Regions from separate parts of the Mus musculus genome. Here regions 2 and 3 are each linked to region 1. The links are chromatin loops, found by intact Hi-C in ENCODE. Cell type or tissue: left cerebral cortex. All regions are shown on one strand.

Region 1 (8,000 bases):
ATCGCTGCTGGACCATGTGGTGATTCTGTGCTTCATTGTTGGTAGAAATTTTATCATGGTATTAAATGGTTTATATGAAATTTAGCTGGGGTTTTCTTCCAAATAAATGGAGGGTGGGGTACAGGAGAGTTCAGCAAAGGAAGAGAGAAGGGTGTGAGAGGAGGGGGAGAGAGAGAGATCACATCAGCCATGCACTGATCATTGTCTGAGCCAGGATGGATACATGGATACATGGGTGTCCACAGGATAGTCTGTAAACTTGTAGGCACTTTTGATACTTTCTGGATACAGTGATACTTACTATCCAGCATTGCAGCCACAGTATCTCAGCACAGGAAGGATCTGTCCCTTATGCCATGTTCCAGACTGAGCTCCTGTCCCGTAGAGCAACTTCCATATGGTCACTCAAGGACCCAGGCTCCTTCCTGCTGTGGCTCAGCCTCCTTTGGTAGAATAAACATGTATGCTGCCTGACTGGTGGGTCTGGAGGGTACATGTTCTTAAACTAGTGAGAACAGGACATCTGGCCCCATGTACCAGCAAAGGGCCTGAGAAGTATACAACCTTTTTCTCACTCTGCCCTTGGAAGGGTACCGTTGTCTCTTGCCCATCTCTCCCATGGGACCCTTCCATCCACCCTGACACTGGATGCTCACAGCACACAGTGGGTACTACTGCATGAGTAACCGAGGCTTCCTGACACCTCTTCCAGCGGTGGCTGAGCTGGAATCTGAACCCAGACCCCCAGACCTCTCATCCTCTGCAAACTGCTCTCTGGATAAATTGTGCTAGGCCCTGAGGGCTGTACAGCCCAAGCTAACACGGCCGCTAGAATCCAACCCCACCCAGCTTCTCTGGCCTCCCTTCTGGCTTGTCCTGTCCCTCCCCATAACTCCTGCCTTGCTACGAAGTCAAAGACGATCACACCGAAAGTTAAGTGGAGTGATGACATGGCCTGGGACACAGGACTCCTCAGGGGCAAAGCTGCATCCTCTCTGCCTCCATCCCTGCCGCATCCTCCAAAGCATAACCTCTGCCCTTCCTCAAATCCCAGGGCACCCTTGCTCATTAGTAGCTGTCACTTCCGGTGCCTTCCCTGGGCTCCTGAACTTTGCTGCTCAAATCTTTGCTGGCCCTCAGGCTCCCTCCTTCCCTGAGAGTCAAATTCCCAAGCACCCACTTCTATTTGTTTTCTTCCGGTTGTTTGGTCTCATAGCTGGCGCCTCTCTGCTTGTTTGATGTGATTCGAGGAAGTCCCTTTGGCCAAGCAGGGCATCTTCCTTCCCCCATATGTTTACAGGAGCCCCATCATATAGGATCCCTCTCCACCCTTCTTCCCCTGGCCTAGGCTACCCTGCTCCTCTGGATCGGTCTTCCTAGCTTCCAGTGACCTGGCAGTGTCCAGGCCAGTGTCTTCTCTCCTGCATTGTCCCCACCAATTCCATCTTCTTCCTCACAGTTCAGGCTGATAGTTTCCTCTGGGATCACAAAAAAAAAAAAAAAAAAAAAAGGAGAGCAGCCACATCAGCATACTGGGCCTGACTACTCCGGTATATATCCCAAACACAGGGGAGTCAGCTGCTAACAGACAGGACCTCTTCCATGTCACATGGGAGAGACTCACAAACACGTCTTACTACCTTTGCCCATGTTCAGCCCCTCCTGACAGGGGGACTGCCTCTGACCACTTGGTCTCCCCACTTTAAAACCTAACATGGGTTTGATTAAAATGGTTTCTGCTTTGCCCCTTGTTGCAGGCAGGACAGGGCAGGGCAGGGCTCCTCTGCAGGCCCCTAGCCCCTTCAGGCGTTTCTTTAGGCCTCTTTACTCTTTCCCTCACTCACAGTCAACAGATTTTAGCGCAAGTGGCCTGGGGACCTGATGGTTCTAACTTTAGGAACCACAGGTCCCATGTGGCCAGGGAGGTAGTGTAATATTGGGTCAGGTGATGCTATTCTGTGTGGCAAGCCCTGATATTACATCATCTTAATAGTATTCCAGATTGGGTTCCTGGCTGATGGAACACCTTTCATACGGTATCTTAGAGACCCAGGCTCTTTCCCTATTGTTGCTCAGCCTCCTTTTTGGTGGAATAAACACACATGCTGCCTGACTGGTGGATCTGGACAATATATGTTCCTGCACTGGTGAGAATAGGGTATCTGGTCCTGTGCACCAACAAAGGGCCTGAGAAATGTGCCTTGGTGAATGAAACTTGGCAACATTGCCATGGGAAGAGAAGACCTCAGACAGCACTGGGGAGCAGCTGAATGTGTCTGACCCGCATGGGAATCGGTATGGCAGGGGTTTGTCATGGCCATCCCTGGCAACAGCACCATGTCCACTCTCCTGTAATGTGGCTCTGTCACTGTGTTGTCATGATCCCTCCCTCTGAGTCTGGGCATAGGACTTTCTAGATCAGTAGCATGTGACAGAAAAAGATTACATGCTCATTGGAGACTCCATTAGCAGCTTCCATCTGTCTCCTAGGACTCACAGGAGTGCAGGTGACAAAGACAGGTTTCCAGCTGGTACTACTCATGCCCCACACTGAATGAAGCCTTCAGATGACTGAAACGTCAGCACCATCTACTGCCTTGTCTGAGATCCCCAGGTGCAGATGATCCCCAGGTGCAGATGATCCCCAGGTGCAGATGATCTCCAGGTGCAGATGAGCCCCAGGTGCAGATGATCTCCAGGTGCAGATGATCTCCAGGTGCAGATGATCTCCAGGTGCAGATGATCTCCAGGTGCAGATGATCTCCAGGTGCAGATGATCTCCAGGTGCAGATGGGATTGGCTCATCTCTGTGTTCTCATCCGCCTGCTCTGGCCACAGGAGGACATTATGGCTCCTTTCTCCATGTGAGGGAAAGGAATGCATTGAACTGGCGAGCATATCTGGGGAAATGAGGCACCAGTATCCAAGCCTGAGGAGATCTTGTTTTGCCTGTCACATAAGGACACATAAAAGGGATGTCACTGATAGGGATTCTGACACCTTGATCTTGAGCCTCTGAGCCTTAAGAACAGTGAATTTCTGTTGCTTATGCACTATGTGCTGTAAGACTCTGAGGTTCCATCCCAGCCAAGCCTTCCAAGGTGTGCAGAGGAGGTGTCAAAGATCAGAGGGGATAAAGCCATTGGTCTGGGCTTGCTTTCCTTTCCCATCATTTGCAGGATCCAAAGTCGCATAGCAGCGCCTCTACTGGGGTTTTCTATAGGACAATTGCTAACTGAAGGTTCTGAAAGGTTCCATCATTGTCCAGCTAGTAACCAACTGTCAGCATGGACTGTGCAGTGAGCATGAGCACTGAGTACTACTGTCCCTCATGGAAAGAAGCAGCCATGCTGTCCATATCCATCCAGGAGGCCAAGCTCTGGATAGAGCTCATGCTGCCGTGACCCCTGGACTCTTCTTCCCAGTCTGTGTATGCCATGTTCTTTATAAATAGGAAGGTTTTGCTTGGCTTAGGGAAAAATCACACCCATTTTTAATGTTTTTTTTAATGTGTGTGTAAGACAGGATAGGGTAGGGAGGAAGGGAGGAGAAGAGGGAGGGAGGGTAGTATGCAGAGAGAGAGAGGGAGGGAGGGAGGGAGGGAGGGAGAGAGAGAGCACCCAAGGAAGTCAGATGACAAATCTTTGAGGACTCACTACTCTCCTTTAACTGTGTGGGTCCTGGGGATTTAAATCAGATCATTGGCCATAGCCTTTACCCACTGAGCCATCTCCCTGACCCCAAGACATATTTCTTATAAAATAGAATTGATGCATTTCTAGAGCAGGAAGGCCATAGTGCAAGGTTCCATAGGAAGTCTGGATCCCCTTGCTGTTGACCCCTCTAAGGCCAGTCTGTCTGTCTGTCTGTGTGGACATGCCATGTTGGACTCCCTGGGCAGTGTGCTTTGCTCTGTGAGAGTCTGATCATTGGCTGTTTTGAGATGGCTCTCCACTTTCATGGCTGCTCTTCCTGCTCTCTACTTTTAAGTGACACCTCATTAGTTCCATCTCTGACTCCCTTTGGTGACAGTGTTTATGTGTATCACGATAGCATCATGTTTATATGCTATCTTGGCTATCATTTGTTAAAAATCAGACTGAGGGGCTGAGATGGCTTAATAAGTAGAGCGCTTGTACTAACACAAGGACTTGAGTTCAAATCTCCAGCACCCACATAAAAAGCTGGGCATGGCTATACTCGTGCCCATAACCCTAGCATTGTGATAGTAAAGACATAGTAGGCTTGCTGGAGCTTCCTGGCTGCCACCCTATCTCTAGGTTCAGTGAGAGACGGCCTCAAAGGAATAAGGAGGAAAAGTGGATAGAGCAGGACACCTGACACAATCCTGTGGCCCTTATATGCAGCAGCACACCCATGTACACGTATTCCCCAGCACACACACATGCACACACACTCAGCTTCGTTGTCTTTATGGTCCTTTAGCTGCGGCACTTCACAGTTGGTTCTCAGCTGCTTGTCGTTGAGCCTAGTGTGAAATCCACCAGAGTGGCTGGCTGAGGTTGTACTTGGGAATGCAGAGGTGTCTATTCTGAGACTCCCACAGCACAGGAGCCAGCCGCCTTCTGTGCCCGGCACCTGCTGTTCCCGCCTGGCTCCAGCCTGAGTCACTTTTGCTTGTGGCCATCTGTGACTAAGTGAACCATCACGGCCTAGAGTTATTTGGGTTTGTGTCTTTGGCTTGAAAATGGATCTGTAATGAGTCAAGAGTCGCTTCCTTCACTCTCTTGCCGACTGGCGACGAGGGAAGAGCTTTGCATGTGTGAGAAGGTGAGCAGAGCTGTGGAGCCTGAGCCTCTGCAGGCTAGCATCAAATCAATTTTCTTTACATTTTGGAGTATGAAGGATCAAACCCAAGGCCTTACAAGTGTTAAGGCAATGGTCTGTCACAGGGCTCTCCCACAGCTCTTGGAGCAGGGGAGGGTGTGTGGTGTGTGGTGTATGTGTGTGTGTTCTGTTTGGTGTGACCCAGAATCAACATGCTGGGGATCAGTAAAGGTAACCTATGCATTCACCCATAGAAAGGTCTTTCCTACCAAAACTCTTCTCACTTGCAACACTGGTGCACTAACACACTGGGATTTTGAACCTATAGAATGTATGGGATTTGTCTCCCAATAGGCCCTGACCCCTCAGTACCCCTACTGAGAACAAACCATAAAACCAAACCGAGTGATGAATGGATGCCAAACACCCATCATCTCGGCAGCCCCAGTTGTCCACATATCCATTGATCCACTCAGGTCAACATCCAAAATTGGGCATCAGGGTTGCCAAATGTGTTGGAAGCTAATGGTCACAGGCTGTTTTAGTGCTGAACTAAGTGATCTCATCTTTGGGTCAGTAAAAGCCATGAAGGGCCTCTGAAGACCAGACTGGCCCAATCACATTAGACCCAAAAGAGATGAGGCTGGCACCAGCTCAGAGCTGGAGTGGGCATCACTGGGGAGTGCGAGATATGTGGTCACCTATGAACAGTTTTGGAGAGAAGGCTACTGGGAGACATGTTTCAGTGGCAGCTGTTCTATTGCTCATGAAACCTGGACTCTTCCTCAGCTCCTTATGCCAGCCTCTGGAGCAGGAATTCAGCTGGCTGCCAAGACTGGGAACGTGGAGGAGAGGACCCTTCACTCCTTGGGTAACTGGAGGCTCTGGAAGGAAGGGTTCGTGTGGATCTGGAGAATTACAACAGAGGGAGTAAAATTCATTCACTGTGAAGATGGACAGAGGAGAGTAATGGAACCACCTGCAGGTGTGCATGGAGGAGAGCCTGTGGGTGTGCAGAGAGAAGAACCTGCAGGGGTGCAGGGAAGAGATCTTGCAGGTGTGCAGGGAGGAGAAGATGCAGGTGTGCAGGGAGGAGAACCTGCAGGTGTGCAGGGAGGAGAACATGCAGGTGTGCAGAGAGAAGAACCTGCAGGTGGGCGGGGAGGAGAACCTGCAGGTGTGCAGGGAGGAGAACATGCAGGTGTGCAGAGAGAAGAACCTGCAGGTGGGCGGGGAGGAGAACATGCAGGTGTGCAGGGAGGAGAACATGCAGGTGTGCAGGGAGGAGAACCTGCCTGGTTGGGGAAGATGGCAGACAGCACTCAAGCTTCAGTGGAATACCACTGTGACCTATCATGATCCAGAGCATACTGGATAGAGGGAGAAAGGGGAAGGGATGAGAGGGAGTGAGAGGACCAGCTCGGGCAGAGAAGATATAGGCTGTGTCCAGGACACCATGGATGCAGTTGCTACCTTTGGGCCACATAGCCTGTCAGTTTTACCCTTGACTTTGACCCCTGCACTCCAGTTCAGGACATACTCAGTAGTATCTTATTGAATGTTCAGTCACTTGTGAGGAGATCCCATGGTGATGGGCCACAGTAAGAGGCAGCCACTCATTTGGCTTCATCCCACTGACCTGAGTGGAGAGTTTCCCGTTCAGTTTGGTTTTCCTCCGTGTGGGCATTGGTGTTTGCTGGGAGTCCTGGGCTCAGCAAACACAAGTACGGATTTTAGCCTACAGTTTGTATGCCTAGGACAAACATGTGTTTGAAGAGTTGCTAATGAGTCAGTCTCAATACAAAAGAAGCTGGAAATAAATGGGACTGCCTAGTCAGCCATGATTCCCCTATCTAGCTGTGGGCCCCCTTGGGCTAGTATGGCTGACATGTGGAAACAGGAATAATTACAGCAGAACAGCCACCCCAGTAGGTATACATTGAAGGCTCAGAGGAACTTAAAAGCACCATCCATGTGCCTCAGAGTGTCATGGAGGACTCCTCAAAGGGACAATCACTGGGAAGAGCATTCCCCCACGTAGAGGGTCAGCTCTTTGTGATAGCAAATCCAGACTGCCTAAGTTCGAATCCCAACTGTGTTGCTTACTATGTGACCTCGGGTGAGTTGTCTAACCTCTCCATGCACTACCTGCACTCCTACTCTCTCTGCAATACGCCAGGGTGGGTATGTCCAGCCAGGTAAGTGGTCTTGTAGGAAGAAAGTCTAGAGAACAAGGAGAGTCACAGTGCCAGAGATTAGTACTCTCCCCACGATGCTCCAGTTTCTCCCTGAAGTCCAGACCAGGCCACGTACATTCAGCACACCCCATCCCCTTTCCCTCTGAACCCCAATGCTTATGAAAGAAGAGAAACAGGCCACATGCCCAGTTTCCTGGTTGATGGGCTGACAATCTAGGGAGGGCATAGGACCTCAACCTTCCTAATGTTGGGGCCCTTTAATACAGTTCCTCATGCTGTGGTGACCCCAAACCATAAAATTACCTTGCTTCTACTTTATAACTGTATAAATTCGCTCCTGTTATGAACTATAGTGTAAATATCTGATATGTGACCCTGGTGAAATTGTCGCTTTACCTAAAAAAGAGTTGAGACCCACAGGTTGAGAACTGCTGTCCTAGAATCTTCCAGATTTTTCATGGGCTGACTATAGTCCCTGGATGACTTTACCAACTCACAAGGGTGAAGGTGAGCAGGGTTCATAATTACAGGAAAAAGTGAGCTGTGCATGTCAAACGCCCTGTGGTGTGTGAGTCCTGGGAGCTGTGGGACCCTGGATTCATATGCTGTAACCACCCATGGTCCCCACGTGTGCTGTCATTATTTTTCTTCTTGAGACATGGTTTCACATAGCCACACTGGCCTTAAATTTCCTGTAGCTAAGGATGTCCCTGAATTCCGATCCTCTTACCTCCCCTTCCTCGGTGCTGGGATGACAGCCTGTACCATCATGCCTGATTCACATCATGCAGGGAATTGAACCCGGGGCTTCTTGTATACAAGGCAAGTACTCTGCCTGCTGAGCTACATCTCTGGACCCCAAAGTGTTCAGAACTGAGGACCCACACCCTCCCCTCTATCTTTTCTGGCTCTGCACATTAAGTTCTCTCTCAGAAATCACTCCAGGGTATCTCTGATACCACTGGAACTGTGGTGGGCTGTGCAGGTGACCCACGAGCTGTTCCAGACCCTTAG
Region 2 (8,000 bases), 63 kb after region 1:
AGAACAGTGACATGCCACTTTACACCCTTAAAGTAACCTAAGTCAAAGAAGAAAGATGATAACAATATTATCCAAAAGATGGAAGAAAAGTACTTTGCACATTGCTGAAAGGGGAGTAAATATTGTTGCTGCTTTAGACAGCACAGCAGCAGTTTCTCAAAATGTGAAATAGGGTTACTGTGGACCCTGCAGTTGTGTGTGTGTGTGTGTGTGTGTGTGTGTGTGTGTGTGTGTGTGTGTGTGTGTAATGGAAACATACAAACACTTACATTCAATCCACACTATTCATAGTAGCCTTGAAGTAGGAATAACCTGAACATCCACTAAGTGAAGGAAGGCTAAGTATAATATGGTCCATACAGGATGGGGATGCAGGATGGGGGGGGGGGGGGTGCAGCTCAGTAGTTGAGCCTGGCAGATGCATCCCCAACCCTGAAAAAAGACATAATCATATGGTTGAATACTGTCCATCTGTGAAAAAAGAATACAGTATTAGCATGTGCCACATGGACATTGTGCTAAGTGAAAGAAGCCAGGCACACAAAAACCCATCTCTGTTTCACTTAGGTGAGATGTGCAGAATAATTAAGTCTGGAGGTTGAAAACAAGCCCAGAGTTCCCAGAGTTTAGAGGAGGTAGCGAAAACTATTAATAGATATGGGTTTCTCCTGAGGACGATGAAAACCATCTAGAATGTTATTGTACTGGAGCTAAGGCTATGTAAGTACTAAATCCTACCTAACCAAACATGTTAAGTGGGTGACTTTTTAATGTGGTAATTACATCTCAAATGTTTGCAAATGGAGTTAACCTACAGTATGGTTCTCAAACTATGGTCCAGCCTAAGCCACCACTAAAGAACTCCCTAGAAATAAGCAACCACCAGGAACTACTTAGAAACACATCCTCCTCCCCTTCCTCTCTCTCCTCCTCCTCCCCCTCCTCCCCCTCTTCTTCATGTTTATGAATGTTTTGCCTGCCTGTGTGTCTGTACCATTTGCATGCCTCGTGCACAGATAGGCAGAAGATGGTGTCAGATCCTCTGGAACTGGAGTTACAGGCAGTTGTGAACCACCATGAAGATGCTGAGAAACAAGCCTGGGTCCCCTGGAAGAACAGCTAGTGCTTTTAACCCCTGAACCGTCTCTCCAACTGTCTGTGGCTCCAACTGCTGCAGGCTGAAGTGAGAGGAGCCAAGAGTTGGAGGTCAACCTGGACAACTTAGTAGAGACCTAACCTTTTAAAAAAAAAAAATACAAATTCTCAGACCCTTCATCCAGACCTTCCAAGGCATCAGCCCTGTAAGATGGTTAGATCCTACCAAGGGATTCTGAGTTTAAGAAATAGTGACACTGTCAGCCATGGGGACTCTTAGCTCCAGGGCCCAAGAAATTCTCTTTACCAGCCAGGGGTGCAGTCCACCCCCAGGACCACTAGTTAGCCACTCCCTTAACTGAAGCATCTAATTAGTTAACCATCCAAATTAGTGTGAGGTTTTCATCAACTACTACATCTGTTCTTTTCCCTCCGGCATGATGGGCCATCTGTTCTGTTGCGGTTCATTTTAAATACTTTTTTATCGCATAATTAAACTGTAATGTTCTACTTTAAGAGAGAAATCAGAGACTTAGGGAAAGACATGCTATCAGGCCCTATCTTCTTCTCCTGGGAGTTGATGTATCCATCAGTATCCGCTGTGATGATGTTTTGTCCTGGCAGTGCACAGGAAAGGGAAGGGCTGGGCACCAGGAGGAACCTCCAGGAGAGTGGAGGTAGCTGTCACTTGGGAGGCAAGAATGAACCATCCGTGAACTGAACCATCAGTGTTGGATGTCCCTTGCGATGGCCTCACTGCCTTTTAAAAATAATTCTTGGCGGTGTGTGCCTGTAGACCTCACTGAGACGCCAGTGGACACCAGCTCAAAGGCTAAGCAGCCTAGAGGAAATGGTACCCAGTTTCCAGTGAGAAACCCTGTCAGAAATAAGCCAAGTAGATGAATCCTGAGGAAGGACACTCAAGGTTGACCCCTGGCCTCCACACTCATGTGCATATATGTACACACACACACACACAGAGAGAGAGAGAGAGAGAGGTTTCGTGAAATAACATTTAGCTTTCACTGTGTATCACCCACTGATTTCATTTCTTTTAAAGGAAATACTAGTTCCCACCCACTAAAGCGACTGTCTGATCCACCAGTATATGACACCCAACTGTTAAAAAACCACAGCAGTAGAGACAGAGTCCACTAGAGGATTGTTTCCTAGGAAACCAGTGGTGGGTGGTGATGCCTAACTGCCTGGGTGGGACCACGATGAAGACAGATGTCAAAACAATATGCAAAGCCTGTAGCAGCAAAAGGACAAATGCCTGGTAAAATTTTGTGTCTATGAAACAAGAAATGTGCCCTTCTGCAGTTTGTGTCTATCTACAGAGAGGTTCCTGGGTATTTAGGTAGCCAGGGTCACAATTCCCCAAAGTGAATTCTTCTGAGCATGAGGTCGTAGGATGTCTCAGCAGTCAGGATGGGTTGTGATGTAGTTAGCAAGAGTCTGGAATTTGGGACAGGCCACAGGATAGAAACTATTCTCCTGTCTATGCTGGGTTCACACAGTAGGAGAGGTGTCTTTAGAAATACATAGGAGACAGATGTTTTTCTAGTAGCAGCATCTGGATGGATAACCAACTGACTTGCTGATCTCCGGCTAACCATTCTCTTTGCCCCTTGTAAGCAGCTTGGGGTGGGTTGTTGTTGTTGTTACTTTGTCTTGTTTTTGTAAGTAAACACACTTCGGTTATTTAGGAAGAAAAAAAAAGGTACACATACACAGCTCTGAAACTGACACACTCCAATTTGCTCTGCAATTTAAAAAAATAATTAGATATAATTCTTATGCCATAAATTGGACCCGTTATGATATCTTTTCTTTCTGTATTCACAGGACAATGTGACTGTCATCAATATATAATTCCTAAATATTTTTATTATAAAAAAATCACCAAAAATACCCACAAGTAAAGACTCTGGTCCCATCTCCTCCCATCCTGAGAACCACTGGTCTCCTTTCTGTATCTGAACTATCCTGTTCCAGACATGTCCTCTGGATGGAGCCTAACACAATGTGACTTTAGTGTCTGGCTTCCCTCCTTGTCAGAATCTTTCCAGCGTTCCACCCTGCTGAGTTTCAGTCCTTCAGGACCTACGTACCACACTGGCTTTCCTCCCTGGAGCCTGAGTTGAGTTGTCTCCATCTGGGGCAACTGTGAGAGCGTTTGAGTCTTTGTGACAACATTTATCTTCATCTCTCTTGGATGTGTATGGAGGAGTCCAATCCTGAGTCACAAGTCAGCTCTGCCAAACTCTTTGTTGGACTGCTTTCTAGGGAGTCTAGACATTTTGCATTCATAACACCAGTATGTGAGGGTCTGCACTTTTCCACATCTTTGCCAATATTACTATGTCTTTTTGCTATAGTCATAGCTATGGGTGTGAAATAATTTTTAATTGCATTTTCTTAATGACTAAAGAATAGTGTGTGTGTGTGTGTGTGTGTGTGTGTGTGTGTGTGTGTGTGTGTGTGTGTAGGCCAGAAGTGAATTTGAGGTGTCATTTCTCAGGGGCCATGTAGCTTGTTTTAGAGACAGGATCTCCAGTTCTGCTAGTCTGACTAGCTCATGCTCCAGGGATCCTCCACAGCCCACCTCTTCCTTCTCCATTCTTGAACTTAATTCTCACTTCTTCTTTTTTTTTTCCTTGTTGTGGGAGGAGCATGAGGTCATGGGTTTTAAATGGTTCCCACTGTTGGGCATTTACCGTCAGGAATTGCCTTCAGAGCCTGCCTCTACCATGGCCCATCAGTTTTCACCTTTTATATTTTGTTTTCTGTGTCCTCCAGTATTTCCTAATTCCCCTTGTGATTTCGTCTCTGACCTGACAGTTACTTAGGACTATGCTACGTAAGATCGACATATTTGCAAATCTTCCAGCTTCCCTCCCAATACTGAATTCTGATTCCATTCCTTTGAGGTTGGCAAGTGCACTCTGACTGATGTCAGTCCTTCTAACCTCAGTGGGTCTGGTTCTACAGCCTCACACTCAGTCTGTTCTGGAGAACTGTCTGTGTGTGTTCTTCAGAGGATCGTGAATACTTCGTTTCTGAAATATTTGAGGGCCAGTGAGATGGCTCATAAGACAATGGCTCTTGCTGCCAAGCCTGATGTCTTGAGTTCAATCACCCAGACCCACATGGTGGAAGGAGAGAACCAACTCCCACAAGTTTTCCTCTGACCTGCACAAGCCAGCATCATGATGCAGACCCCCATCCATTCACCCACACAAAATAAATACATACAGAACTGTGTGTGTGTAATGCAATATTTTATTTTGTCATCTGTGTGTGTGTTTGTGAGAGTGGGTGTGCATGTGTTCTATGGAGGTTTAGAGGACATTTTTTTCTTTTTTTTTTTTCCACTCAGACTGCGTTCTCTCCCTCTCACCCTCCTGAAGGAGGGAAGAACGATCATCAATGGCAAGAGGCAGCTGCAATCAAGCAGCACCTAGAACCGGCTTCACACTTAGGAGGGGACGCTACATCTCGTCCTCGTGGTTTCGGGTGCTCTACACAGTCAGAGAAACCTTTCTAGTAACGAACTATAGAAATGATCCCTGAAAGTATAGTCCTGAGGACATTTTTTTTAAGTAACTTACTTTTATCTTATGTACATTAGTGTTTTGCCTGCATGTATGTCTGTACGAGGGTGTTGAATCCACTGAAACAGGTTACAGTTGTGAGTTCCATGGTGGTGCTGGAAGAGCAGCCAGTGCTAACTGTTGAGCTGTCTCTCCAGCCCCTAGAGGACAATGCTTAGAAGTCAGTCATACAGTGAAACAGTGGGACTTTTACCTACAAAACCATCTTGCCAGCCCCAGTACTTGCCCTTCTTATATACACACACTAACACTCCCCGTCAGCTTTTGGGGTCTTGAATGTGAGTTGTAGGTGTTGTGTCTTCCTCCTTGGTGCTGGGCCACACACCTGGTGCTTCCCACACACCAGGTCACATCATTCTTGCACCAACCAAGATGAAAAGATGAAGACAGCAAGGTGCAAAGTGCTCAACGCCATGCCTGCTACTCTCCCTGGGTTCATTATTACACTGCCATTGTCCTAGCTTGACCCTTATCCCCGGAAGAGGTGATGGAATTGTTCCAGGCTGCCTGATACCAGAGCTGATATCCCCTGCCCCCTCCCCGTTCCCCTGTACTGGCGCCATCCCTGCTGTTGGTTCACCTTCCTTATCTGGTCATTTTAAGGATTACAATGGACTAAAGTTTTGGGTGATCCTGATTCTTCCAAGTGACTTGATGAGGACAATTCTTTGGCCTCAGCAGCTTAAAGTCATACCAAGGTTAACTTGAAACAGTAGAGCAAGGGTAGACTAGCAGCCGTGTAACCCAATGTCTTTCTCTCCCACTCCCTGTTCTACCCCACACCCCCTTGCAGAGGCAAAAGGCGACAAGGCTAAGTGGGTGTTCACGTGGCCCCTCATCTTCCTCCTGTGTGTCACCATCCCCAACTGCAGCAAGCCCCGCTGGGAGAAGTTCTTCATGGTCACCTTCATCACGGCCACTCTGTGGATTGCCGTGTTCTCCTACCTCATGGTGTGGCTGGTGAGTGATGGGAGCCCCTGCCTAGTGTCTTCCAAGCTGAGGTCCCACCTGAGGGCAAGCACCGGCCTTGCTGACCTCAACCTCTTTCTCATAGAGTGTGGTATTAACAGAGCACTAACATTTCCTGCTGTGTGCCCAAGGGTAGACCCTGTTCTTTGTTCCCTCTGAGGTGGGAATGGGCACTGGGAGGGGAGACATGCAAGAGACTGCTCTGGGGTTGGGGGATGAACAAAGTAACCGGCCCCTCATTTCTAGGGTCATCAGAAGAATATAAAGGAAGGAAATGATATCAGTGAGAGGTAGCCAGAACTCTCTGTCAAAAAGCTGCCCCTTTCTGTGTGCCAAGCACACAGCACAATTTTGTAGAAGCCCAGTTTTAGCCTGATAGCAGACCCATGAAATAAGTACTTTTAGCATCCCCATTTTACTGATAGAGAAACTGAGGCATGGAGAACTCACAGTTGTATGAATAGCTGGGGAGAGTTGAAAACTAGTGCAGGTTTCCAGCAGGGGGCCTAGGAGCAACTAGAGAGGACAGGGCTGGATTTCCATTCATTGGGAAGGGCATCTATCTGTCAGATGCTTGCAGAACATTAAGTCATTTCCTTTGCTTCCTAACACAGAGGCCCACAGGAGGGAAGGTGAGCAGGGCTTGTGAGGCAGTGGGGCCAGGAGAAGTTCTCTGTGGGCACAAGAGCCCCTTACCCTTTACCCTAGAGCAGTGCTCCCAACCTTCCTAATGTTGCAGCCCTTTAATATAGTTCCTCTCGTTGTGGTGACCCCAACCATAAAATTACTTTTGTTACTACTCCATAACTGTTATTCTGCTATTGTTGTGAATCTTAATGTAAATATCTGATATGCCACCCCTGTAAATGGGTCATTTGACCCCCCCAAAGGGCCGAACCACCCCCCCCCCCAGGTTGAGAACCACTGTATAGGAAGAATGCAGGTTAGCAGGAAGGATGGGCTGTGGGGAGCCACACAGGGCCTTGCATATGCTAGGCAAGTACTGGATCACTGAGCCACAAACCCTGCCCAAGAGAATAGATTTGAAGCCTAGCTCTACCTCTTAAGACCATTCAAACTGAGCAGGTGACTCACTGACCCAACTCCTGGAGCCAAGCAGAGCCCCTCTGTGAAGTTGGGGTGACCACCACTGCCTTTTAAGGCCATTGGCCTATTGTTAGGCACCCTGCTCCCCACGAAGCCACCACCTCATTTCCCTTCTCCCCAACCCTGTGTGTGCAGAACATAGCTGTTAGGATCCTGAATAGCACATGGAATGTTTTTTGTGGTTTTTTTTTTTTTTTTTTTTTTGGCGGGGGCGGGGGGAGGCTTGTTTTTCTGTGTTGGGAAAAGAGCTTGATGTAGTTTCTACCCACATCCCTAGAAAAAGACACCTCTCAAAAACGATAACTGTGCCTTGAAATAACTGAATCTCGTCTCTCATTTCCCTCAGTAGAATGAGTGTAGCCATCTTTATGTTTTAAAGGGACCGGGTGATGTTTCTTACTAAACCATGTTCCCAAAACATGACAAGTTAAAAAAAAAAAAAAGAGTATGTTGCGACATTTGAGTAGGGATGGGGATTAAAGATTTTGTGAGATTCTTCTCTTATTACGGAAAATGGGGTCAGTAGCTCTCAGTGGCAATGAGCTGGGACACTCCCACCTCCAGTATCTTCATTTACAAATCCGGCTTTTGTTTAGAAGACCAGACTCCTAGCCCAGGTTAGACTGGGGGCATGAGAGACACCCTGCTAGGCCAGTCTGACCTGTGGGAGGGCTTTGAATGTTGATGGCCTTGGTTTAGAACTGTCCTGGGGGTAAGAGTGTGTAAGAAGAGAGTGTCTCTGAGCTCACTTTGACTCTAAGGTGTGCCTTCTCTGGTGGTCCATGCTTATGGATAATGTCCTAATGAGGCTCCAGGGAGAAGTGAAGCACAACTGGGGACACTGGAGAACAAAGAGAAGCTCGGAACACAGCTCTGCTTCCTGTTTAAAGTCTGCACGTCTGGAGGCTTGGAGTACAGGCCTTGAGTCCAGGGTAGAAAAAGACCCATGTGATATCCCTGACCCCTGACCCTGGAGCATATGGGCATACACACAAATTGTGTGGATTATCTATTCCTCCACCCTGCTCCTTCTTAGCCATATGGTTCAGTAGTTATAAAAGGAGAGACAGTTCTAGGAACTCCATGGTAGCTTGATGTCTTAATTAGGGTTTCACTGCTGTGAACAGACACCATGACCAAGGCAAGTCTTATAAAGGGCAATATTTAATTGGGGCTGGCTTAAAGGTACAGAGGTTCAGTCCATTATCATCA
Region 3 (8,000 bases), 110 kb after region 1:
ATGAGTTCCAAGCCAGCCTGGTCCACAGAGCAAGAACAGCCAAGGATACACAGAGAAACCATGTCTCACACCACCCCTGCCCCCCCCCCCAAAGAGTGCGGTCTGTACAGAAAAGTAAAAAGGAAGCAAAAATCTCTGGATCTTCATATGAAGAAGCCCACAGTACCCTTCCCTCCCCACCTTCCTCCCCTCTTCCTCCCTCCTCCTCCCTCTTCCCCTCTCCCTCCCTCCTCTCTCCCCTCTCCCTCCTCCCCTCCTCCTCCCTCTTCCCCCTCTTCCTCCCTTTCCCCCTCTCCTCCTCTCCCTCCTCCCCTCCTCCTCCCTCCATATTCAACACCACCTCCACTCTGTCCAGCAGAGGAACTCAGGACTCACACCATTCTGTCTTTTTGTCCTTAACTACCCAGTCATCCCTCCCTCGTCAGCACACAGTCTCCTCTGCATGTTTGTTTTTCAGTTGCAGACTCTGCCCTCCATTTCCCCCTTATCAATCTGCATGCAGGTTGTTTCCAGGCATTCCTCCTGTACAGACAATGTCTCAGCGACTCCAGAGAGTACCGGCTGTCCCATGAGTCACTTTGCCCATGGCAACTCCAGTAAAGGGAACCCTCCACGGCTGCTGGGTCAAAAGCCATGTGCATCTGCAATTGTGTTCTAAGTTAAATGGTTACCCTTCATGGAAGCTGTCTCTCCTCATGTTCCCGTCATCTAAATGCAGAGCGCTTTAGGAATAATGTAATGACTGTACAATATTCCAGTGTTTACATTAAGTTCAGCATCTAAAGTTACTCATAGGTCTAGTATGGATGGCTATTGTCTGTAACACCAATGTGTCTTTATACCTCATTCTGGTTTTTCTCCTCTACCCCTGCTCAGTGCAGAGCCTAGGTTGTAGACATTCTCAGCACCAAAGAGAGACGGGAAGGAGGGAGCCACGTGGGTGGGGCTGGACACCTTCACCATTCCATTTTTCCATTCTCCTCACCTGTGACTCATGCCACAGGAAACAGATTTGCATTCTGGATGGCCTACCATAGATACACTTAGTCCAGAGAGGGCCGAGCTCTGTGGATGGGACTGTAAGGTGTTTCTCAGTGCTTCTCAGCTACATACAGGGAATCCTCTTAAGGAGACCTTGGCTTTCTGGGAATTCCAAGCCACCTTTGTTACCTCCTCAGCAGACAGTGGAGTCACACGATTCGAAATCAGAAAGGATGGCAGGGTGCCATGGAGAGCCTCTTTTTCTCCACCACCCTCTCTCTGTCCCTGCATAGGTGAGAGCATCCTGACATGGGTGGTTGGCACATGTGCACAGGGCTTGTCTCTGCCATGGGGGCTGGCACCTTTGAGGCTTTTACCTTCAGTCTGGACCAGCACACGCATCCCTGAATCCTGCCTCCTTCATCCCATCTCCACATCTAGTGATGTTTCTCAGTGTCTCTTTGGGGTGGGCACAGGATGCCAGATGCTCTTTGTTTTAAAGATTTATTTTATTTTTAGGGGTGTGTGTGAAAGAGAGAGAGATACATGTGAGTGCTGATACATAAAATCTAAAAGAGATGTCAGGTTCCCTGGAACTGGAGTTACAACTGGTTGTGAGCCACCCAGTTTGGGTGCTTAGAACAAAACTCAGCTTCTCTGCAAGAGCAGTACACACTTTAATAACTGAGCCATCTCTACAGCCTGTCAGTTGTAACATTTATTTCAGTACTATTGTGATCAGCCTAGAATTGGCAGGTCCTGAATCAATATAAGAGATGGATGGCTAGATGGGTAGATGGGTGGATGAATGGATGGATGGATGGATGGATTGATGGATGAATGGATGGATGGATAGATAGATAGATGGATGGATGGACAGATGAATGGACAGATGGATGGATGATAGATTGATGAATGAATGGATGGATGGATAGATTGATGGATGAATGGATGGATGGATAGATGAATGGACAGATGTATGGATGGATGGATGGATGGATGGATGGACAGATGGGTGGACAGACAGATGGATGGATAGACAGACAGGTGGGTGGTACCCATTATTGAGCTGTGCTTCCACTGAAGCATGGTCTTAAACTCTTACAACCAGTAAATAAAGTACTCAGGCTCCTGCCTCCAGTTAAATATATGCACAGAGAAGCAAAGACAGGAGCAGTCACTTGTAAAAAACCACTCAGCTGGGACTCTTTCTGCAGGCTTCCTGGTTTTCAAATTCATACCCTGTGCTAGCTAGGCAAGCTATGGTCATCTAGGAAGAGGGAACCTCAATTGAGAGAATATTTCTTAGTTGCTTTTCTATTGCCATGACAAAAACACCATGACCAAGGCAACTTATAGAAGACCCAGTGTCTTGGGGCTTACAATTCCAGGGGTTAAGTCAGTGGCCATTATGGCATGGAGCATAGCAGCAGGCAAGCAAGTGATGCTGGAGCAGCAGCTGAGAGCTTACATCTTATTCCCAAATTGTAGGCAGAGAAAAATCACTAATTAGGAATAGCATGGGCTTTTGAAACCTCAGTGCCTACCAGAGATACACCTCCTCCAACAAGGCCACACCTCCTAATCCCTCCCAAGTGGTTCTGCCAGCTAGAGACCAAGCATTCAACTATATGAGCCTGTGGAGGCCATTCTTATTCAAGCCACCACAACCTCCATCAGACTGGCCTGAAGACAAGTCCATGTGGCATTTTGTTGATCAGCAATTAATGGGGGAGGCTGTAGCCCACTATGGGTGGTGCCACCCCTAGACAGATGGTTCTGGGGTGTATAAGAAACAGGTTGAGCAAGCCAGGGAGAGCAAGCCAGTAGGCAGCTTTCCTCCATGGTTCCTGCCTCTACTCTTGGTTTAGTTCCTGCCCTGACTTCACTCAGTGATGGGCTGTGATCCAGACCTGTAAATCAGATAAACCATTTCCTCCCCCAAGTTAGTTTTGGTCAGCGTTTTCTCATAGCAATAGAGAGCAAACAAGAGCACAGCCTAAACACCAGGCAACACAGAACACAGCCCTTCTTCATACTGATGGTCAAGAAGTGGTATAATCACTGAGACCCATGGGAGTAGACAGTCTTATCCAAGACTCAGGGCGTAGTCATGATGTAGGGTGAGCCTGGCCAGGTCAAACATGAGCAGGGAGGGCTAGAACCTGTGATCCAGAAGAAGTTCTAGAGGAAGATACAAAGACTCAAGTCATGAGGTGGGGTCTGGTGAGTGGGTATATGGTGAGTAGGTGTCTAGGGCACAGAGGTGATGGAGCAGCCAAGGATGGAGACAGACAGAGGGTGTGCCACTGTGAACAGGTTAGAGCATCTGAGAAACTAAGCTTGGGGATGGCCTACTGTAGAGCTGCCATCAGAACAGCCATAACACTGAAGCCAGTGCCTCTGTGGCCTCCGTGGGGCCTGTATGGAAGTGAGTGTGGGTCTAGAGGGAAGGCTGGAACCCTTGGTACGTTCAGTAAGGTAGGGCTGAAAATTGGGCTGTGGCTCACTTAGGAGAGACAAAGACCTCTGCAGGCAGACACAGAAAGCGGGAAGGCTTCTGACTTGCCAGACCCCTTGATGTGGGCTGTGACGTATGACCTGAGGTGACCTGGTCTGCTCTCGTTATTTCCGGCAACCGGAAGACCTGCTTGAGCTGACTTCCCCTCTGAGAGGCTGTGGGCAGCCTGCAGAACTGGCCAGTGGTTGGCAAAACTGTGCAGGTCCTACCTTACCATGCAAGGCTTTCAGTGTTTGGGGGGACGGGCCTGATCCTGGAAGCCACAAGCGCCTGTGGATACTGGTCTGGACCGTGAACAGTCATTCTACCCTGGATATGGGCTGCAGGTGTCTGTGGAACATTGGTGAGGGTTTTAAATCCAGCCACTTCTCCATCTCACAGGCCCCTAAGCTCTGATTTAGCTCCTGCTGCCCAGCAGCCTGGGCCAGACCAGAAAAGAGGCAGCAGCTGGGGCTACATTGTGCACACTCAGTAGGAAGGGTCTGGCAGAAGAGATGAAGCTGGCCTGGCCTCCTGCCTTTTCTGGGCTGTCTTCTGGGGCAGGGCCAGCCCCTCTAGAAAGAGAAGCCTTCAGAGGTCCACAGCCAAGGGTCAGCTAAGTTGCAGAGACATGGGATTCCAAGAGCTGGGAGGAACCTCAGTCCTTGGCCTAAGTCATGTAGAGCATCAGGCACAGCTGTTCTCCCATGTGGAACACCCCCACAGACATCACTAATTGATCCACATTCTTGCTCTGGTGCCCTCAATTTAATGTTAGTCTGAGTACTGTCAACAGCTGGGGTTCATGTGGGGAAATTCAACCTACGAGCCTGAGGTTGAGCCCAACCGTCTCCTTTTCCTGAAGAAGCTTTTCCTGAAGCGAGAAGTGAGATGCCTGGTCCACAGTCAGACACCATGCCTGGGGCCACGCCTGCTGTGCCAACAACAGCATCTGTTATGAACCACTCCACTCATGAGTCCTTGTCTCCTATCATTTCTACAACGTAACTCCACCCGCAAACAAGCTAGTTTGCTACAATGTCTCCAATTATTGATGCTCTATAGAAAACTGATGCTTGCTACCTTAGAACTTGTTTTATTTTGTTTGTGTCCCCCTGGCTGTCCTGGAACTTACTCTGTAGAGAAGGCTGGCCTCAAAGTCACAGAGATCTGCCAGCATCTGCCTCCCGAGTGCTGGGACAAGAGGAGTGTGCCCCACCCCAGGCCCCCAGATACCCTAGGTCTTGTTAATAGGAACTGACTGGATAGGTAGAATGCAGTCTGTCCATATAAAGCAATGCCATCTGTCAATAAGAAACAAAAGGTTGATACAGAAGCCCTGAAAGACTACTAGTCACCATGGTAATGCCGGTGAACCTCGTGAATGTTACGCAGGGTGGAAGAAACTAAACAGTGCCCAGGTTCCCTTACAGGAAATACCTAGAAGAGGAGTCTGTGAAGAGAGTAAACAGATGAGTGGGACTGGGGGCCCGGGGGGATGGGGGATGGGGACTGACTGGTGGCCAAAATGTCCCAAGACTAGTGGTGATGGCTGCACGACTGTGACAATCTTAGAAACCATTGTGTTAAGACACTTTAAGAACTATTTTAAAAGTGACTGCTTGGTCAGCATATTTCTAGAGGTGGTGTGTGCCAGCACTCGGCTCGGCGTCTGTTGTCTGTCTGGAAAAAATAGCCGGCAGATGTTCCTGTGAGTGCTGCAAGCTGTAGGGACTGCTCAGCCTGGGTGGGACAGAATCCCTGGGAGGGAGGTCGACATTCTGTCATGGCAGAGTTGAGGAGGGATGTTAGGGGGAAGGGGTTGTCAACCACAGCCTTGCAAAGTACAGAAAAAGCAAGAGTCTCTTGGTGAATCCTAGACCTCACCAACTGGTAAAAGTGTCTGGCTAGCAAAACCTGATCTCATCATTGCCTCCTTGGCACTGGGATTATCCCTGCACGTTGGCATCCCCAGTTCAGATCCTCAGCACAGCAAGCACTTTATCCACTGAGCCATCTCCCCAGTCCTAGCCCCACCCTCTCTCTTCTAGAGGGCTTACTTCCCCGTCCTGCCTGTTGTCACTTCAGCCTTGCCTCTGTCCTGAGACTGGTCTGAGGCCTCCATCTCTTAGAACAGGTGCCATTTGCTCTGAACGGAGCACTGGACTGTGTTGTCTGCTTTAGCTCTTGCCTCAATGCTAAGGCAAATGGTATGGTCTCCCTGTTTTACTGAGGACAAGAGGCTCACAGGGTAGGGTGGCCCCGGAATAAAGCTCTATCCCTTCCTGGGACTGCAGCCTGTCTTTGCTATTGTGGGCATCCTAAGTCGGGGCTTTCAGATCTGATGGCTGTCACTATCAGCTGCTGTTCTTTGCCCCAAGTTCTATAGCGGCACAAGAAAGAGGAACATTTCCCAATGGTCTTCTTAGGGTTTCTGCCATGGTGCCCTTGAGATGGCTGCCCAAGCTGCTCCCTAAAAGTGCCCTGGACCCCAAGTCTACCTGAAGGATGGTCTCGTTCTCCTTCTTCATATGGATGTGCAGGCTTCTGACCTAACTTCAAAGCTCTGAGGATGCAAAGCACAGCTGTCATGTCATCTGTTGGGAAATGGCTAATTGCTGCTGAGACTGAGCTGCCCGGGGAGGTAGTGAGCTCCTGACCCCAGAGGTCTAATATCAGATGGGGTGAAGGGGCTGTACTGGCAGAAGGAACCAGCTTGGGTTCCTCAGACTACCTTCCCCCAACACCTCAGAGAAGCAGTGTAAGCATATGGGCTCTCTGTTTTTTCAAACAAATGTACTGAGCACGGGGCTGATGAGATAGCTCAGCAGGTAAAGCGCTTGCTGCCAAGCCTGACAGCCTGACTTTGATCCCTACGACCCACGTGATAAAAGGAAAGAACCAACTGGACTCCCACAGGTTGTCCTCTGACCTCCACACTGTTGTAGCACATGGGCTCCCCCTCCACACCCGTACACAATGTCATTTAAAAACGAAAAATATTCCAAGCCCAGAGAAACCTACAGGAAACTCGGCAATGCCTTGTGTAGCTGCAACCCAGCTTGTGACATCCACTATATGGCACATTGGCCTTGGGTCTTTGTTTTTCGGTAAGTCTTAGAAGTCTGGTCAAAGGTTCCCTTATCCCTGCCAGGATGCACTCAGGGAGCACCCTCACCCACATGGGTAAGCTGTGTCCACAGAGCAAATGCACAGCTGTTCTGAATGTCTTAGGAGTGAGCATAGATGCAGTATGTTTATTGCTCTGCGTATTCTGGTGGTTTTGTTTGTTTGATTTTAGGACTTTCTCTTTGGGCTCCATTCCAGACTCCCAGGGTAGCTGCAAGAACAGAACAAAGAATTCTTATGGCAGCTCCTCTCTCATCAACGTGAACACTGTGTCTCATGTGTCTCCCTCCTCCTCCTCCTCCCTTCTTCTTTCTCCCTGACTCAGTAGAACAGAGTTTCAGGCTTTGTGGTTTTTGTTTTTTTGTTTGGTTGGTTGGTTGGGTTTTGTTCCGTGTTGTTTTTTCCTTATGGTCCTCAATGACTTCTCCTCAGAGCTGAGGACTTATGTCCCTTTTGCCTCTGCCCCTGGGGTGAATAAGCAATGAATAGCAATGCTGTCTTTAGGGTTTTGAGAGTTTCTGCAGTGGCTGATATCAGTGCCTTGTAACAGCTGTGGCAGCCAAGGGTTGACTGCCCAAAAGCTTATCTGACCATTTCTTAGGGATGGACACTGGGCAGGGGAGGTGTGTGTGTGTGTGTGTGTGTGTGTGTGTATGTGTGTGTGTGTGTGGTGGGGTGATGTGTGTGTGTTCATGTGTGCATCCATGCATGTTCATATGGAGGCCAGAGCTTGATGTTGGATGTCTTCCTCCATCATTCCTTATTTTTTTTTCTTTCCCACTCTTTTTTTTTTCCATTTTTTATTAGGTATTTAGCTCATTTACATTTCCAATGCTATACCAAAAGTCCCCCATACCCACCCACCCCCACTCCCCTACACACCCACTCCCCCTTTTTGGCCCTGGCGTTCCCCTGTACTGGGGCATACAAAGTTTACGTGTCCAATGGGCCTCTCTTTCCAGTGATGGCCGATTAGGCCATCTTTTGATATTCCTTATTTTTTGAGATGAGATCTCTTACTGGACCTGGAGCTTGCCATTTTGGGTAGATGGGCTGACCAGCTAGCTCCACGGATTGCATCTATTCCCCTCGCTCCAACACTAGGTAACAGATATGAGCTCTCACGCTTGTCTTTTCTGTGTGTGAAGGGGATCTGAACTCGGGTCCTCCTGCTCACACAAAAAGCGTGTTACCTTCAGCCAGAAGCCTGCCCCGGAAGCTGCTATGGTGGTTTAAATATGTTTGGCCCAGGGAGTGGCAGTGTTAGGAGCTGTGACCTTGGTGAAGGAAGTGTCATTGTAGGCATGGACTTTAAGACCCTCCTCCTAACTGCCTGGAAGGCAGTCTATTAGTGGCCTTCAGATGAAGATCTGTAACTCTTAGCTCCTCC

The links. Hi-C counts contacts between places; a loop is a spot of excess contacts. Peaks named below come from ENCODE experiments on the same cell type or tissue, not always from the same donor. Only the 100,000 strongest peaks of a DNase experiment are listed, where the experiment ranks them.
Region 2: a loop joins it to region 1, with 4 times the contacts of the local background. A loop is called at or near these places in 3 of 42 quality-filtered maps.
Region 3: it touches region 1 in a loop (4-fold over the local background); 2 of 42 quality-filtered maps call a loop at or near these places.

Annotation. Positions count from the first base shown.
Region 1 is chr12:102,186,427-102,194,426 of GRCm38, forward strand. The region is part of intron 2 of Slc24a4 (solute carrier family 24 (sodium/potassium/calcium exchanger), member 4); the gene reads left to right. Among named protein-coding and RNA genes, the nearest start is that of Slc24a4, 62 kb to the left of the region's middle. In left cerebral cortex, a CTCF peak has its summit at 4,756; a DNase peak (open chromatin) is centred at 4,588; H3K27ac peaks cover 292 bases.
Region 2 is chr12:102,249,005-102,257,004 of GRCm38, forward strand. It overlaps Slc24a4 (solute carrier family 24 (sodium/potassium/calcium exchanger), member 4), which reads left to right. Exons shown (of 17, transcript NM_001362345.1): 13 at 5,506-5,672. It overlaps Gm25203 (a small nucleolar RNA gene), which reads right to left and starts at 4,683; the gene lies at 4,469-4,683. It also overlaps the pseudogene Rnu3b-ps3. In left cerebral cortex, CTCF peaks have their summits at 3,104 and 6,171 (motif pointing right); DNase peaks (open chromatin) are centred at 1,592, 2,271, 3,254, 3,667 and 1 more place; H3K27ac peaks cover 1,624 bases.
Region 3 is chr12:102,298,899-102,306,898 of GRCm38, forward strand. All of the region lies in intron 1 of Rin3 (Ras and Rab interactor 3), which reads left to right. Among named protein-coding and RNA genes, the nearest start is that of Rin3, 20 kb to the left of the region's middle. In left cerebral cortex, no CTCF peak of the experiment used is centred here; DNase peaks (open chromatin) are centred at 984, 3,656, 3,988, 4,361 and 3 more places; H3K27ac peaks cover 246 bases.